Linked DNA regions of Mus musculus: region 2 is linked to region 1. The links are chromatin contacts, found by Hi-C or POLR2A ChIA-PET in ENCODE. All regions are on one chromosome and are shown on one strand. The core of a region is the stretch at or near the end of the contact, and the rest is flanking DNA. Distances in the headings are between cores, read along the strand shown.

The links. A loop is a pair of places that touch in the nucleus more often than their neighbours do. ChIA-PET counts read pairs that join two places held with the same protein, here RNA polymerase II (POLR2A).
Region 2: a loop to region 1 is called in a map of left cerebral cortex, with 8 times the contacts of the local background. The contact joins the promoter of D330050I16Rik here to the promoter of Sf3b2 in region 1. A Hi-C loop is called at or near these places in 1 of 37 maps with a recorded cell type or tissue (left cerebral cortex). POLR2A ChIA-PET finds 5 or more read pairs at or near these places in 4 of 5 experiments (Patski and embryonic stem cell).

Annotation. Positions count from the first base shown.
Region 1 is chr19:5,293,343-5,299,118 of GRCm38, reverse strand. It overlaps Sf3b2 (splicing factor 3b, subunit 2), which reads left to right and starts at 3,664. Exons shown (of 21, transcript NM_030109.2): 1 at 3,664-3,857; 2 at 4,032-4,078; 3 at 4,743-4,820. The coding sequence starts at 3,725. Gal3st3 (galactose-3-O-sulfotransferase 3) reads right to left here and starts at 788. Exons shown (of 3, transcript NM_001024717.2): 1 at 619-788.
Region 2 is chr19:5,385,986-5,391,761 of GRCm38, reverse strand. It overlaps D330050I16Rik (RIKEN cDNA D330050I16 gene), which reads right to left and starts at 3,426. Exons shown (of 1, transcript NR_033224.1): 1 at 1,693-3,426. It overlaps Sart1 (squamous cell carcinoma antigen recognized by T cells 1), which reads left to right and starts at 3,059. Exons shown (of 20, transcript NM_016882.3): 1 at 3,059-3,447. The coding sequence starts at 3,135. Tsga10ip (testis specific 10 interacting protein) reads left to right here. Exons shown (of 8, transcript NM_001373978.1): 6 at 749-848; 7 at 1,035-1,153; 8 at 1,565-1,715. The coding sequence ends at 1,700.

The DNA of each region.
Region 1 (5,776 bases), core at 2,415-4,914:
TGCCAGCCAGAGATTTGAAAGCTAACCCAGATGTCCACCCTAATCCCAAAAGATATCTTTCTCACTCTCCCCTCAGAGCTACGGGACTGATACTGATGCTCTTGGAGGAGTGGATCCCGGGCCTGACCACTGAGACTTGTCCTCTCAGTGATGTGGAGACTTAAGCTGTCTTGGGGCATGGCATATCTCAGGTCACGCAAGTCCCCAAACAGAAAAGGGCAGAGAGGGTGGGAAGCACAATAGAGCCTAGGAGATCGAATATCTTTCCATCCCTTCTGCTCCCTGCACAAGGTTTCCCGAGTCTCCTCTCTCTGTCATCCCACCCCCTACACGCTTTCATCCCTGCCTCTTAATTCTCTTCATTCTCCTTTCTCCATTACTACCCACTCCCACCCCCACCGCGCCCCACATTCCCACAATTTCATCCAGAGATCTGGTCACTATAAGCAATTGGCCAGATTCAACCCCTTGCCAGCTTCCTGAGGGTCCGGAGCCACCCCCTCAAGCTCTCTTGGCACAAGGCCCCGAAGATACTCTTCTGCAACTGCCCAGGCCCCCATCCTCTTTGCAGTGCACCCTTGTTCCCTCCAGCCCCGGGCTGGCTACTGCAGTACTCACGCAGGCAGGCTCTGTCTCCGACTTGGGTCAGGGCTACCCTCCGCTCCCCCTGTGCCCCTTGTCCTGAAATCTGCCGGGTCTTAGGGCAACGGGGGCTCTGAACGCAGAATGCCGATAGCTTGCTTTGCTGCGCCTGGATGGGATCAGGTGGCAGCGTCTGAGTCTGTCCGCTCAGCTCAGCTCAGCTCAGCTATACCCGCCGCCCGTCCCCCATCTCACACCGGGGGCGGGGCGGGGGCGGGGGCCTGGCGGCTCAGAGGAGGGGGAAAAGAAAAAGCAGCAAGAGGAGGGGGACTGCGTAGCTTGCCTGCTGCTGGTGAGCGTTCTCCTGTTGGTATTGGCATCTTTAGATACAGGTATCTTTCCCTTGCAATCTTGTAGAAAGAGCTCAACACCATTGTCCATCAGAAGCGAAAACCGAGGCATGGCTGGGTCCTGTCGGTCACTGGCGCTTCTTGTGGTTGGCTTAGAGGTTCAGGTGCACAAGGAGTCTCCTATATTCCCTCTCTCTCTTCCCCCGTACTTCCCACCTCTACTCGCCTGTCTGGCCCCTTCCCTTCCAGTTTGCCCTCCAGCTCTCCTGAGGCAGAACCTAGAAGTTTACCCAGGCCTGGTCAGGACTCCAGCGTTCTCAGTTCTGACCAGAGCTGCTGTTGATCTGGGGTCTCTGCCAAGGCACCTTGCACTCGGAGTCAGAAACTCCAGTTCATTTCTGGTTTCTGCTTTTATTCCATCTTGGAGTCAAGAGGCAACAGGAGTCAAGAGTCCTGCCACTTCTCAGCACTGAAATGGGCACCTGTTTCCTTGTAGCAGCTCTAATTGAAAGAGCTCCTGGTGGGTGTCTAATAGTGGCACCCCCTACAGCCACATTAGATGCCATGAGACCACAGTTGATTCTAGGGATGGCATGGATGTTGTCTCCTTTATTCTGGGCAAGGAAAGGATCTTCAGGTAGGTTAACCACCCAACTCTGGTACTTTAACAGGGCTGCACTGGTCCCTTCTGGTCTCACACAGCCAATAAGTGGGCATTATGTAAGGATCCTGACTTCAGAGGCAGGGGCACACGGGCATGTCAGCTTCTGTTTTCTTTCAGTCTTTCTCTTTGCAGAGTTTGGTATCCTATCTGCATCCCAGGGCAATCATGAAAAAAAAAAATCATCCTGTTTGGTATGTCCTTTTCTGGCCCTAGTTATATTACCGACCCATCTGCTCTTTTATCTTGCCTTAGAGACCCTGCCCTTCTCCTCCTCCTCTTCCTCCCCCTGGACTCCTCTGGAGTCCTGCCTGAGCATACTGGGGCCTCCAGCCTCAGGTGACCTGTCCGGGGCTCTCTGATTACAGGGAGCAGAGACTTCCTTTGGGTTAAAAATGGTTGTCTGAGTAAGCTGGCAAGCACAAGGAAAAGCCACCGCCGCTCATTCTTTAGTTCTGTCCTTTCCGGCTTTGGTTCCGTCTGCAATCCCAGTGTAGGGTAGTGATGAGAACCCAATGGGGAAGAGTCACCATTTGGGTATAGGTGAAGGGAACAAGAACCGCTTTTACCAGCTGTACTCTATCTGTCTGTCTCAGACCCCACCTTTCCTGCATCCTGCTCACCCCTCCTTTCCAATTACTCCTCCCTTGAGGACAGCTGGTGAAACGGAGGTGGCTAGGAAAAGATCTGAAGCGCGTGGGTGGGAAATGAGACCATTTGTGTTCCTCTCCTTTATTCATCACACACAAACCAAACAGGCTGTCATTGAGAGCGGCAGAACTAGGAGAGGGAAGGAGATAAAATAAATTGGTGGATGTTGGGCAGGCAAGGGTCATGGTGTCTTGCCCCAAGAAAGGTCCTGAGGTTTTTTTGTTTTTCCTACAAGAATATAAAGTCCCCAGGTTAGATACCCCCACCTCCCAACTCATTTATTAGCTGCCTCCTGGATGCTAAATACTTCAAGATAGAAGAAGATCAAGTTCCAGATCCTGTTTGGGGGAATGGAGGTGGGAATAAAGGACAGGAAAGACTTAAAAATGAAACAAAGACAATGGATTAGCTGGCAGCAGTAAGCCCAGTTTTCAAGAAGCAGAGGCAGGAGGATTGCCAAGAGCTAGAGGTTGGCTTGGGCTCGATTTTGTCCCAAGACAGTCTGAACTACATGACTCTTGATCTTCCACTCCATGAAATCGGGTGTGATAGTATATATCTGTAGCCTGCAAAGGATCAGAAGTTCTAGGGTAGCCTGGGCCACATATGGACACATTTGTCTTAAACAACAAAAACCTTGGGGCTTGAGAATTGGTGTTAAGAGCACTGTTGCTTTTGCAGAGGACCTGGGTTCGATTCACAAAAGTGTAACTCCAGTTCCAGATCTGACACTTCTGGCTTCTACAGATACCAGGCATGCAAGCGGTACATATACATATAATAAAACACCTGAAAGGTGGAAAATGTATTAATGAACATTCCTCGAAAGGGGGAAGGAAGCATTTGACAGAGAATACATTTATTTAAGACTTTTTCGAAGGTGCAAAAGGGGATTTTATTTTAGCAGTGCCCTTCCCCCAGGTCAGCAGCTGGAACTCAGCTTGGCGGTCCGTTCCTCCACCGGCTCCGATCCCCTTTCAGCCCATTCAAGCACGCCTGGGCGGGAGTGAGCAGACAAACACTGTTTTATCAGAGCCATCGGCACCAACCTCCCATTCGGGCGCCGGAAAGGAATCTCTATGAGCTCCTAGGAGAAATAAGCACCCAGGTCTCTCATCATTGAAGGGTGTCGGGACAGAAGACTTAGTATGTGTTTGGCCAGGAGAGAAGAAGAATGCATCTGCTCTGGGTAGAGTAAGCTCTTGCAGCCAGGCAGCGGATGTATTACTACTGCTGCATACCGGATGTCATAGCGAGCGTTCGTCCTCTAGATGGCGCATCCGCAAACTACAACTCCCAGAAGGCTCTGCAACCTCCGTTGGCGGCGATTCCTATTCCCCGGTAAGGGAAAGGGCGTGTGTTTGGACCAAGTTCTCTCCAATCACCGCGGGACGTGGATTACGCAACCGGAAGTTTCTGGAAGTAGGCCCGGCGGCTGACCCGAGCTTCCGTGTTGGTCTCGCGCCTTCTTGTGGCTAAGATGGCGGCGGAGCATCCCGAACCTCCCAAAGGAGAGTTGCAGTTGCCACCGCCTCCACCTCCAGGCCACTATGGAGCCTGGGCTGCGCAGGAGCTTCAGGCCAGATTGGCAGAGATAGGAGCGCCGATCCAGGGTGAGGCGCAGAGGCGGTCGAGAGGGGCCCTGCGTGGGCTTGTGGCGAAGTGGAGCTTGGTTACCCAGGAGACCCACGGGGCGGGGGGCGGAGACAGGCCTGTGGGACCTGACCTCGCCAAATTGGCCTGCTCGAGGTGATGCTGACCCCCTGATTCTGTGCTTCGTCCTATAGGGAGTCGCGAGGAGTTAGTAGAGCGGCTGCAGACCTACACCCGTCAGGTGAGTGTTGTCAGTGCAGGCTAGGTCTCACTTTTCCTGGAGGCCTTTAAGACTACTCACGGATGGATCTTCGTTTCTCTTCTCTTCTCTTCTCTTCTCTTCTCTTCTCTTCTCTTCTTTCTTTTTTCTTTTTCTTTTCTTTTTTTTTTTTTTTTTGGTTTTTTTTTTTTTTTTTGAGACAGGGTTTCTCTGTATAGCCCTGGCTGTCCTGGACTCACTCTGTAGACCAGGCTGGCCTGGAACTCAGAAATTCGCCTGCCTCTCCCAAATGCTGGGATTAAAGGCGTGCGCCACCACTCCGCGGCTGGATCTTCGTTTCATATACTTTTTTTGTTTGTTCTTTCGCGATAGGGTTTCTCAGTGTAGCCCTGGCTGGCCTCAAACTTAAGAGATCCTAATGCGTTTGCCTTCCGAGTGCTCCAGCACACCGGGCTAGGTCTTTTTTGTGTACTTCAACGCAGCAAGCCGGCTCTTGACCATTTTGTCAGTTCTTGGTTTTGCTTTATTGTAATTACTTCTACTCCTGTTGCTTTTCTCAGGTTCCAGCCCCAGTCTCTGTCAAGTGGGCACTGGGTACATTTTGTTAAGTAAATAAATGGAAGAGGAGGTTATGTAATGGAATACGTCCTTGTAGTCTGACCTAGAGCTCTCTTTTTTCTTGTAGACGGGCATTGTCCTGAATCGACCAGTTTTGAGAGGAGAAGATGGGGACAAAGCGGCTCCTCCTCCTATGTCAGCACAGGTAAGAGATTGCTTCGAGGATCTTTTCTGCTCAGGATAGCCATGTGTTGAGCTAGCAGATGGGACCGTAAGTTAAGGGTGAGGTCTAAGGAGACAAAATTGTGACCTCTTCACTTCTGATTTAGTGCTGCTACTGTTTTAATCCCCAATGTCTACTCCTCCAAATTTGACTTATCACTCAAGATTCCACTAGAATATCTGGAAATGTTCCTTGATCCTTTCTCAGCTGGAAGTGGTCATGCTTTCTCCTGCCAGGTATAGCTCCCAAAGTTATTGAAACGGTAAAGGATAATGCCCTGACTTGAATAATATACTCCCTGCATCTAGTACAACGTAGATATCCTATGCCTTGGAATGTTGGTTATTACTTTTTTTTTAACTTATTTTTATGTATATAAGTGTTTTGTCTGAATTTGTATTTTGTCCAAGTTTCTACCTGTGCGTCACGTGCATGCAGTGTTTTAGGAGGCCATTGAAGGGCGTTGGGTCATTCTGGGGCTGGAGTTACAGAACTGTGAGCTTCCATCGGGGTGCTGGGAATTGAGCCCTGATATTATAGAAGAGCAGCTCTTAACTGCTTGGCCATCTATCCAGCCCTAGTTCCTATTTCTTTAAGTCCTTTCTGATTCTAGTATTTGTTTCTCTTCCTCTAAAGTTGTGGCTTTGACCTGGAGTTTATTGGTGTGTTTGTGTATGTGTGTTTTGTGAAGTTCCTGTATGGATTTTAGAGGTGTCCTTGTACCTCCTTAAATTGAATGCAAAATGTAATATGAATGTTCCTCATATTTTTTCAGAGAAGCTAATAGCTTTGATCAGTGTGCTAAAGTTAGCATCTTTTGATTCTTTTATGGTGTATTTTCTTGAATCCTACGTCATTAGACTTCAAATTCTAGTATCTGGCTCTTTTGCTAGGTCTCTAGCAAATGCTTATAAATTGAATAAATGCTTTCTAATTCA
Region 2 (5,776 bases), core at 2,177-4,676, 93 kb before region 1:
CAGCCTGCTAGCCTAAGTGTGGCAAGCACCTGCACCTGCTGAACCAGCTACACACCCTCAAGCTGATTTTTATAAACAGGAAAACTTGCTCTAGTGCAGTCCAGATCTTTGTTTTCTATAGTCTCATTCTTTAATCCAGACTGGCCTATAATTTACTTTGTAGCCCAGGTTGGCTTTGAGTTCAGGCAATCCTCCTGCCGCAGCTTCTTAAATGTTAATCACTAGTCTAGCTTTGGGAGATGTTCTTTTATTTGCAATTCCTTGGTTCCTCTGTCGCCTTCTAAGCTATCTACACAGAGAAGGCACAGGGTACCTAGGAGCGCTGCCTAACTCCTGCTGTAGTGAAGAAAAATGGACTCCCCAGGTCACACACCCCACAGCATCCTCAATGGGGGAGAATAAGGGGAGGTTTACAAACGGAGGCTGTAGAAGCAGGAGGTCAAAGCCAGGAGGACAGGTTCCCTCCTTTGGGTGTAGCCATAAGGGTGGGCAAGCCCTGGATGTACATAGCCTAAACCTGGGACAGGTGCTTAATCCTACTATCTAGGCTAAGTCCCCACCACCTTTATGAGCCAGCAGTAAAATGGTGATCCCACCCAAGCAATGCAGGGCTGGAGTGGGAGTGTAATGGCGTTGTGAGTGTCAGGGGAAACTTTTATGTTGACAGGCTTCAAAAAAGACCAGCAGGCTCTACTCTGGGGAGTGGCGATGTTCAGCTGCCTAGAGGCCTGTCTTGTCTCCCTCACAGGCGCAAGGAGCGACAGCGTTTTGCTGAGTACCAAGCAGAGCTCCAAGGTATCCAGCATAGGGTGCAGGCCCGGCCCTTCCTGTTCCAGCAGGCCATGCAGGTGAGGGCTAACAGCTGTGCAGGCCCACCTCCATCACCACCAACGGAGCTGCTTCGACAAGTGTGTAGTGAAACAAAGTTGGAGTAGGGTCCTATCTGTCCCCCCTTCTTAATAATCGGAGCTCCATGGTGACCCCAAGCAGCCTTGGTGAAGGGTAGGAACCTTTTTTTTTTTTTCTCCCATCAGACCAACGCCAGACTCACTGCAAATCGGCGCTTCTCCCAGGTGCTGTCAGCACTGGGGGTAGACGAGGACCAGCTGCTGGCCGAGGCAGGCAATGCTGAGAGCACCCCCCGGAAGCACAGGTGAGGGGGGACAAGGTACCCGCCTAGTGTTCTCCATGTCACCCAGGGCTATTGTCCCCACCTTCCACTGAGACCAGAGTAGGACCTTACTTGAGGACAAAGGAACAAATACACAGTAAAGCTAGTCTAGGACTCTAAGCAAGATAAGCCAAGCAGCTGGTGCCACTCTGTCACCCTTCAGACTGTCCCTTACACCTTAGAGTGAGGAACCTGGTACAGAGAAGGGATTGTAAGATTCACTTCACAGTAAAACCAACCCCCAAACAACTGAGACTGCAGGAGGGGGTGTCACTTTTCAGGGTTACACAGCAACTAAGTATAGGACTTAGATTTAGATCACAGGGTAAAAGGCTGCACTGGGCATGGAAGAGGGTGCTGTGGAGCCCACTGGTCTCCATCTGTGTCTTTAAGGAGCAACCGATCACTTAGAGCAGAAATGGAGCCCTCTTCTCAGAGCCCCCCCAAAACAGAGCCAACCAGCAGCCAGCCTGGAAGACGCCCCTCCCCAACCCTGGACCCAGACTACAGTCCCCGAGAGAAAAATTAAACGCTTTATGGCCAAGTACAGTGTGAGACTTCTGAGGGGAGTTGGCTGTGGGTCGGAGATAGGTAGCGGAAGTGGGTGGCAGAGGTTGAGCTGTTTCCCCCACGCCCTGGAAACCCAGGCTACACCTCATTCTCAACAAGCCGTCTCTCTACTGAGGCGTGGGGCACCGGAAAGGAATCCGCTGAGACTTTGCCATGCTTTCCCCAACATGCCAGGGGACCTAGAAATCTTAGTGAACAGGACCCTGCCTCTGAAGGCGCTCAGTCTCGGGGTGGACCTTCAAAGGTGCCCATCCCCCACACCAAACCACACCAGCGAGGTGCTACACCGGAAGTCCAGAGAGGAGCAACGACTATCAGATGGGAGTGTGTGAACCCTTAACTTAAACCCTTAACCCTTTACTCAACCCAAAACAAAGCAACCAAACTAAACAAACAATCAAACAAACAGAAACCCAGGAAAAGTCGAGAAAAGCATGTAATCCCAGCCTGGGCTACATAGTTAACAGGCTAGACAGAACGGGAAAAACAAAAAAAGGAGGGAAAGCATATACATGCACAAATGTGCCGAATTTGCACTCAAGCCTGGAGTGGCCATGCACACGAGAGGCTGACAGAGGGACTGTGGTGGGTTTGAAGACAGCCAGGGGTAAGTAACAAGTACTAGACCTACCTTTACAAAAAAAGAAAACTAGAAACAAACCATCACTCAGTATCACCAGGTTTATAGGCACAAATTCAAAGAGCACTCCAAAGCCTAGTTAAAAAGGTCCAATCCAGCTGGGCGGTGGTGGCGCACGCCTTTAATCCCAGCACCTGGGAGGCAGAGGCAGGCGGATTTCTGAGTTCGAGGCCAGCCTGGTCTACAGAGTGAGTTCCAGGACAGAGAAAACCCCTGTCTAAAAAATAATAATAAAACGGTCCAATCCATCAGTCTAGGGGACATAGGATGACGGTAGCGTTCGCTAAAAGAAAGAGTATTTTCCAACTCTGGATGGAGCCCCGGCACTAGGGAGCTTGCTTGGACAGTCACTGGAGAGGGGGCTGCCCACAGAGAGACTTGAGGCACAGAGCACCACGAAGCGATCAGAGTGGAAGGGGAAGGAGGCAGGGGAAACTTCTAGCTCCGGAGATGATGACCCAGTACCATGCTAAAGTTCTTACGGCTCTACGACTACCATCTTAGATGGCGCGAGAGGGTGGACGGCGCAGTCTCTACAGGTGCGCGTGCGCAGAGACCAGTAGCTGGCAGGCGGGACCGCGCACCCTCAATCAGTCCCTCCCGTGAGCCTTTGGAGGTTCCCAGGCAGGCCCCGGAAACAGCCCCTCTTAGTTTCCGGCAACAGGAACGGGGCGGTCGCGCGACCCGGAAGCGTTCCCATTTCGCGTCGTCTGGGCTAGGGTAGCGGCCCGGCTCCAGGCGGACGCAATAATCATGGGGTCGTCAAAGAAGCACCGTGGCGAGAAGGAGGCGGCCGGGACGACGGCTGCGGCCGGGACTGGGGGCACGACCGAGCAGCCGCCACGGCATCGCGAGCATAAGAAACACAAGCACCGGAGCAGCGGCGGCGGCAGCAGCGGCGGCGAACGACGGAAGCGGAGCCGGGAGCGTGGGAGTGAGCGCGGGAGCGGGCGGCGTGGGGCGGAAGCCGAGGCCCGCAGCGGCGCGCACGGTCGCGAACGAAGCCAAGCGGAGCCCTCGGAGCGGCGCGTGAAGCGGGAGAAACGCGATGACGGCTACGAGGCCGGTGAGGGCGGGGCCCGGGGGCGGGGCAGGGTCTTGGGATGCCCAGGACGGAGGGTACGGGAGGACCTCGAGGGCCATCTGCCTCTCGGGTTAAAGACGTCCTCCGGGTGTTTGGGGTTAAACGTTGACGTCTCCACGTTAAGCTTTAAGAAGACAGGAGTCTTCCTGCCTTCCCTGTCTTCCTGGCACTTCACAGCAATGCATTGGGTGGGTGAATGAGGTGGGACGAGCGTGTACAGACAATCGACCAATAGCTCATAGCGGAGACATGAAGCAGTAAGATAGGCTTGGGTCTGAACCAGCGCTGTAAGCCCTGTTGAGAAGTTTGGGCTTTGTTATGAGGATGGTAGGGAGCCAAGGATTTGAGTAAGCAAGTGACTTGAATTGCATGATATTTTATGAAGATCAGTGGGTTGAGAGCTTGTCAAACGTAGGACCAGAGATCAAGAGATCGGGAGGGAGGTCCAAGCAACCAGGTGAGGGCTAATAGTATGCATGTTTCTCTATGCAGCGGGCCGGAGAGAAGTGGACAGATTGAATAGGAATTCGGTCTGATTGGCCTGGTGAATGGAGGTGTCATCTGTTGGAACTGAGTTTAGAAGAGAAGCAGATTTGAGGCAGGGGAGAATGACACAGTTTTGGGAGAACTTTATGTTTGGTGTATATGGGAAACCTTACAGTTTAAGTGAGATAGAGTGACTTTGGGCTGGTGTGTATTCAGGAAACCAAAGAAGTGCCTTAGAACATGTGGAATGAGAACGAGAGTCAGGCATAGAACCTGCTAAATTCCAGTAGTTCAGTTGTGGGCAGAGGAACATGTTGAGGAGCATAAATAGTAGCCAGTGGCAGGAACCCACAGTCTGCCCATAGGATCTATGCAAAGAGAGCATTGCTGAAGTGTGATCCACCACAGGACATTAATCTTTTAAACAAAGGATTGTTTTTATGTTAATGCATTTGAGTATTTTACCCTCATGTGCCCGTGCCAGCAGAGGTCAGAAGAAGGCATCGGATCCCCTGGAACTGAATTAGATGGCTGTGAGTTGCCATATGGATTCTGAGAACCAAATTTGGGTCCTCTGTAAGAACAGCAAGTGCTCTTATCCCCTGAGACATCTCTCCAGTCTCCAGATCAGAAATTTTCTTGAAAGTAATCTGCTAGTTGGAAAAAGGGAGACTTGGGACTTGACAGTTCCCACAGAAAGTGGAGTGGTGCCAAGGCAGAGAAAGGGACTGTTGGGTTAAAGAAGAGAGTGACTGCAGTGGTTGAATACGGCAGAGATTTTTGAGAAGATGCCCTCCTGGTAGGGCCTGGTTGGGGGAGCTAAATTTGATGCATCTTCCTCTGTATGGTGTTTGTTGAAGTTCTCTTCTGTTTGTGGGATGGGTAGAGCAGGTCCAGGGTGCATGCCTGCTTATTTATGTTCTTGTTTATGTACATGTACCTGTTCAGCAGCCATGGATGAGCTGGGTTACCCTGAAAGGGGGGCTGGAAATGAAAAGGACTGGGTGCGAGAGAAGGATGAAGCCAAGACAAACGTTTCTGCACGGCTCAAAGTTCAATAGTCAGCCCTGCATTTATATAGGGAGAGCCCGCAGATTTGTTTCTGCTGGACTGAGCTGCAAAGTGAGCTCAGTGGGCAGTCTGCTCCTGTGGGAAGTTGACTCCACCTGGGTCTGGGTCGTTACTGTAGCCTGCTCAAGGCTGGGGGAAGGGCACGTGTATACATCGGGCGTGGAACACTGCTGTGGGCAGAAAGGGCCAGAAATGGTGAGCAGTGCTGTGCAGTTGAAGGCAGAGCCTTAACTCTGGTTAGTAATTGAACAGGGCTTCATGGTGGTTCGAACTCAGAAGTCCACCTGCGTCTGCCTCCCAAGTGCTGGGATTAAAGGCGTGCCCAGCCCACTGCCCGGCTCTTGATTCTTGATAGAATTTTATCGGGGCTGGTGAGATGGCTCAGTGGGTAAGAGCACCCGACTGTTCTTCCGAAGGTCTGAAGTTCAAATCCCAGCAACCACATGGTGGCTCACAACCATCCGTAATGAGATCTGACTCCCTCTTCTGGAGTGTCTGAAGACAACTACAGTGTACTTACATATAATAAAAATAAATAAATTTAAAAAAAATAAAAATTAAAAAAAAAAAAAAAAAGAATTTTATCATAACAAGAGCAGAAAGGACAGTGGAGGCTGAAGGTACAATATGGAGTGCCACAGTGAGGGATGCAGAAAGTTGGGCTGTTGGGTGAGAAGGGAAGGTATTGGAAGAGGCAGTCCTGCCAGCCCAGGGCCTGGGTAGGAGCTGTCAGGGAGCTCGGGAAAAGCTCCTG